Linked DNA regions of Homo sapiens: region 1 is linked to region 2. A link is an interaction called in ENCODE POLR2A ChIA-PET data of the cell type or tissue named here. Cell type or tissue: Panc1. All regions are shown on one strand. Each heading gives the region's core, and the rest is flanking DNA. Links, peaks and the distances in the headings are about the cores only.

Evidence for each region. ChIA-PET counts read pairs that join two places held together with the same protein. Peaks named below come from ENCODE experiments on the same cell type or tissue, not always from the same donor. Only the 100,000 strongest peaks of a DNase experiment are listed, where the experiment ranks them.
Region 1: POLR2A ChIA-PET joins it to region 2 with 13 read pairs; 2 of 35 experiments call an interaction of 5 or more read pairs at or near these places.

Annotation. Positions count from the first base shown.
Region 1 is chr11:7,975,732-7,978,647 of GRCh38, forward strand. It overlaps the pseudogene COX6CP5. Among named protein-coding and RNA genes, the nearest start is that of EIF3F, 10 kb to the right of the region's middle. In Panc1, for the core only: no CTCF peak of the experiment used is centred there; DNase peaks (open chromatin) are centred at 1,740 and 2,020; H3K4me3 peaks cover 392 bases; H3K27ac peaks cover 2,099 bases.
Region 2 is chr11:8,109,289-8,112,204 of GRCh38, forward strand. It overlaps RIC3 (RIC3 acetylcholine receptor chaperone), which reads right to left. Exons shown (of 6, transcript NM_001206671.4): 6 at 1-1,849. The coding sequence ends at 1,410. Among named protein-coding and RNA genes, the nearest start is that of TUB, 30 kb to the left of the region's middle. In Panc1, for the core only: no CTCF peak of the experiment used is centred there; no DNase peak of the experiment used is centred there; H3K27me3 peaks cover 212 bases.

The sequences.
Region 1 (2,916 bases), core at 243-2,742, 130 kb before region 2:
AAGAAAGAAAATAAAATAGAACTTCTACAGATGAAGAATATAATTATTGAAATCTAAAATTCAATATACAGAACAGATAGCAGCTGAAGTCAGAATTAGAGAGCTGAAGCTATGGCCAAAGAATTTATCCAGACAGCAGCATAAACGGATAGCAGATTGAAAATATGAAAGCTTAAGAGACATGGAGAATAAGGTCAGGAGAGGCAATATTAAGAGCAAATGGGCCGGGCGCAATGGCTGATGCCTGTAATCCTAGCACTCTGGGAGGTCAAGGCAGGTGGATCACTCGAGGTCAGGAGTTCGAGAGCAGCTTGGCCAACATGGCTAAACCCTGTCTCTACTAAAAGTACAAAAATTAGCCAGGCATGGTGGTGCATGTCTGTAATCCCAGCTATTCAGGAGACTGAGGTGGGAGACTTGCTTGAACCCAGGGAGCAGAGGTTGCAGTGAGCTGAGATCACACCACTGCACTCCAGCCTGGCAACAGAAACTCTGTCTCAAAAAAAAAAAAAAAAAAGCAAATGGCTGTAAATTTCCCGAACCAAAAAAAAAAAACAAAACCACGAATCTATAGATCCAAGAAGAACAATTTATCCCAAGCAGAATACATAAAAAGAAAGCCACCTTAAAATACATCACAATGGAACAGCAGACTCTAAAGACAAACAGATCTTGAAGCATCCAGAAAGAAAGGACCACAAAGAAACAACAAAGCAAAAAAGAAGCCAGAGATGGCAGAATGTTTTGAAAGTACTAAGATATTATAACTGCTAATTTAGAATTGTACATCCAGGAAAACTGTTTTTCAAAAATGAAATCAAGCCAGGCACAGTGGCATGTGCATGTAATTCCAGCTACTCAGGAGGCTGGGGCGGGAGGTTCCCTTGAGCCCAGGCAATACAGCGAAAACTTGTCCCTTAAAAAAAAAAAAAAAATGAATGAATGAATGAAAGCAAACCACTTTCACAGTTTTTAAAAATGTGGACTACCAAGGGAACTGCTCTAAAAAAAAAAGAGAGAAAAAGCTTTACTTCAAGTAGGTGAAAAGATTTCAGAAGAAAGTCTTAGAACAGGCTGTGCATGGTGGCTCACGCCTGTAATCCCAGCACTTTGGGAGGCTGAGGTGGGCGGATCATGAGGTCAGGAGATCAAGACCATCCTGGTCAACATGGTGAAACCCTGTCTCTACTAAAATAAAAAATAAAAAAAATTAGCTGGGCATGGTGTGTACCTGTAGTCCCAGCTACTCAGGAGGCTGAGGCATGAGAATGGCTTGAACCCAGGAGGCTGAGGTTGCAGTGAGCCAAGATCGCCCCACTGCACTCCAGCCTAGTGACAGAGTGAGACTCCATCTCAAAAAAAAAAAAAAAAAAAAGGTCTTAGAATAAAGTCTTGTCCTAGAAAGACAAGAAGAAATAGTGTACAGAGAAAGTGGTAAACAGGTAAGCAAATTGAAACATACTGGGTGTTAGCCTTATAAATATAATACTAATAGTGTTTACATCATGTGGCTAGTTCCTCCACCCACGGGAAATAATGAACAACAGTGTATAAATCAGAACGGGAAATACCAAAGTGAAAGCATTTTAAAGTCCTTTTAACATCATCGGTGCCGTTCTTTAAACAGAGTTAATGCATTAAAAATGCATAATAACTTCTGCACCTGCATGCAGCTGGTGCAATAGCAATGCCTATTTCTCTGTCCATCTGGAAGGAACTTGCAGAGGATGATGCAATACCATGACTATCATAGCTTCCAGTGCCTTGATGAAACCTCAAGGTTTTTGGCCTTTTGGCCAAGCATCTGCCATTTCATACTGTTGCAGCATTTGTTGTGTCCTAGGAGTTGCAACTATCTATAAGTTTGTTGTGGCTAAACCATGAAATAAGGCATATATAGATTTCTGCAGAAATTATAATTCTACAAATGATTTTGAAGAGATGAAAAAGGTTGGTATCTTTTGGAATGCAAAGTGATATTGGAATGTAAAGAATTTCTGGGGATTGTGTTCCATGGAAGTTTGTCACTGGCCTACGTTCCTGAACTGTGAAACATGAATATGTGGGCAAAGGAATAGTTTGTTTTGATAGATTAACAAATATGAAAAAAATGCATGATAAAATCAAGAGCTATAATTAAAACACTAAAATTGGAATATGTGCTTCCTAAGTAGTAGAGAAACAGGAAAAATAAGAACATGCAATCAATCAATAACCCCATTTAAAGGCCAAATATAAGGAATGGAGACAACACAGGGGCTGGGCACAGTGGCTCACATCTGTAATCCCAGCATTTTGGGAGGCCAAGTTGGGTGGATCACTTGAGGTCAGGAGTTTGAGACCAGCCTGGACAACATGGTGAAACCACATCTCCACTAAAAATACAAAAATTAAAAATTAAAAAGAACACAGAAAAGTGAACCAAATAAAAATCAAAAATTAAATGTAAGAAATTAGTCCAAATACTCAACATAGAAAATGCTAATGGACTAGACTTGCCAATGCAAAGAGAGAAACAGATCAAATTGTTTAAATATTTAGCTATATGTGTTTATAAGAGTTACACCTCAAGCATAAAGATATGGAATGGTTGAAAGTAAAAAAAAATATGAGGAAAATATATGTGAGAAAATGCTAATCAAGGGAAATCTAGTGTAGCTATATATATTTTTATTTATTTACTTTTAAATAAATAAACTATGAGGTAGGTACTAGAAGGTCAAATATGAAAACAACGTGATCCATGCCTGAAAAGATGTAGAGTTTAGTAAGGATAACAAACAAAGAAATGGATCATTTATTCCACTTTAGAACCAGACAAAAGAGGAAATTCACATTTTAGGAAGAATGTATAGTCCTGAAATATAACCAGTCTATTTTTATTTATTTTTCAAGACAGGGTAACCCTGTTGCCCA
Region 2 (2,916 bases), core at 300-2,799:
TTTCCAGTCTTCTACATTTCATGACTGGGAATGTCTTTGGGAATGTGCCCTCTTCGAACTCTCAGGTCTTACATGTAAACTGAATTCACACATACCTCATGATGTAATTCATGGGTGCTATCTTGTCTCAAGAAGACACACGTCAGATGCAGTAAGGAGAAAAGGCCTTTAGTTTGGTCAAAATCCTCCCAGTCTTAATCTAGTTGCTGCTACTTTCCCCAGCTCTCTCAAAAAGACCCAAATATCCGAGTATGGAACACATGGTCTCTACCCCTGGGCACTGCTATATTGGTTCTCTGCAACAGACATACTCCAACTTCCCTCTTGAGTTGGCACTTTGTATACAAGATCAGTCCTCATTTGTTTCAATTTATGGTTCTGAGAAGAAATTTCTCAAAGGGTGCAACATTCAGAAACAGCTTTAGGTAAGGACTGTCCATAAGCACACAGATTCTCTCCCCTATTGCTGGCTTCCTGGCCTTCTGAGCTCCTCATGGCAGGAGCAGAATTCACAATCTTGAGCCCTCTTATAGGGTTGCAGCCTCCTCATGGCAGGACCATCCCTGGGCAGGGCTTCCTGCAGCTTCAATGGCCTCAAGTCTTGACTCTGCAGGGCAGGGTCTAAAGTCTCTATCTAAAGCTTCCTCTGTCCACTGAAAACCAGGAGTGCAAAGGTACTTCTGGGCTTGGCAGTTCTGTTAAGCAGAACAGGGGTAAAGGAAGCTAGATATCCAGGTAGTATCAGAGTAAAACAGTCCCCAAACAAGCCTCTGGGCTCATTCTCAGATCAGTGGGAGTCTTCCCTACTCTGGAGAAAAGAGGATGTCTGAGGCAGCATCAATGTTCCTAGGAAGACCCTCGCTGCGAGGAAGAGGCTTCAGCTTAGACAGCAGAGTCTTACCCTCCTCTGGGCCCATTAGCCCCACAAACAAAATGTTCTCTTCTCACCAGGGGACTACTAACCTGCTCAAGGCCCAAAGAATAAGGGATCTTGGAGTCTGAAATCTTCATTCTTGCAACCTTAAGTCCTCATCATCTGTAAGCTGATGTTCGTTCACAGGTGAACTATCTGTTACACCTACCAGGAAGAGTCAGACCTTTGCCCCTGAGTGGTCCCATCTGTAATTACAATAGACCAAACATAATTACTTAATGGATCAACTTCTCTGATAGAGGAAAGGCAGGAAGAGAAAGAGCGAAGCTGTCCTGTGTTCACACTAATGTCCGTGTTTTACAAGGTGACAGGTGTGTGAGCACCAGGAAGGATACATGATATCCATGATAGTGGCCTGATAGCTATGACACTTGAACACAGTGAAGAAAGTGCAGGGCACAGGGCCAAGAAGGAAATCTGAGGAGAGAGAGGTCACCTTGGGACTTGAGTAATGGATACTTCAGACTGGCTGTTTTCACTCTAAACCCTGGGGGTTACGCTTCCTCAGCATGCTGCCTGTATATGCTTTATCGGTGCTGATGCCCAACCCTTCATCTTTAAAGTCTTGGGACCACTCTTCTTTGGTGGTTTCCTCTTGCTCAGGGTAGCTATCTGCACTGAATCCAGCATTCTCTGCCAAGACAGCAGGATCCTCGTCTTCATGAAAACAGCAGGAACATGTTTCTGGCTTTGGATCACACGAGGTAACAGAATTATCTTCCTGGGCTCTGGGGTCAGTGGGCAGACTTTCCCAACCCAAATGATCTGATTCTTCCTCTTCTATCATTCCCATTCTTTCAGCTATTTCTTCAGCAGAAAGTTCTTTTGGGTCAGGGTAATCCACCAAGATTGTTTCTTGCCTACGCTTGATACAGTCTGAAAGGTCATAAATTGGGTAAGTCTCTTCAGGGTAACCTAGAGAGAAAAGTAGCACAAAGTATTACAAAGAATGTCTCCTCAAAAAAAAAAAAAATAGTGTCAGGTTCAAAGAGGATTCTCAGGCAGCAGCCATCCTATCCTAACAAATCCATTCAAGACATCTCTAAGATTCCAATAGTTCTAAAGTTTTACTTGAGCAAATTCTTAGCAATCTGGCTATCCCAGTGCTCTTTGAAATACAAACTAATTCAGATGAAAATCCCTTCTTATGTGTAGGGTGCTTGGGGCAGAGTTAAGTCTTATACCATGTGTTTTTGCAGTACTGATGAAGATTAAACAAACAACATGAGCCTTTAGTTAAAACAAAAAAAGCATCAAAACCAGACAGAGACAGCACAGCTCCAGGCTAATGTTTATAATTTCTATTTGGAACAATTTCCAAATCTTCCTTGGTGGAGTGGGGAGAGGAAAGGAATGCTAAGCTCTTTGAAAAATACACCATGAAGCTTTCTATTTATCCAAACAATTGAAATGGCTTGCAAGTGTCAAAAATAGAGAGCACTTTAGCAAGGCATGCCCAAGATCCCGAAAGGACAAGCACTGCATTTTCGGAAGACAGAATTCCTGTTGTTGGCTTCTTCATCTTCACAAAATGGAACAAAAGAAAACAACAAACTGGCAAACAAAATGAGTAACACTGGTACTGAATCCCAGCTAGGATAATGAGAAAAGAGAAACTGTTGCCAAATTACCAAACTAAATGAAATAAATCTGTGTCCGCCAAGCAAGCCTGAGCAGCAGATGGGCCGTGCTGGAGCTCACACACCAGTACTGGCACCAGCGGCCGTAATCACGATACAGTGCAGAAAGCTGGAGGATTCAGAACCCATTTGCCCATTATGATAATTGGCAAATTCAACCCTAACGTAAACCATTTTTTGCCTACAACTGTGACAAATAAGTCTTTTTTGGTGCAATGTAGGGTGTGTGTGGAGACATTTCTACATTTACTGCTTTTTCTGACTATAAAAATCATACAGACTCATTTGTAGAAAATTTGAAAAAAATACAGGCTAGTTTAAAAAAGAAAACACAAATCACCC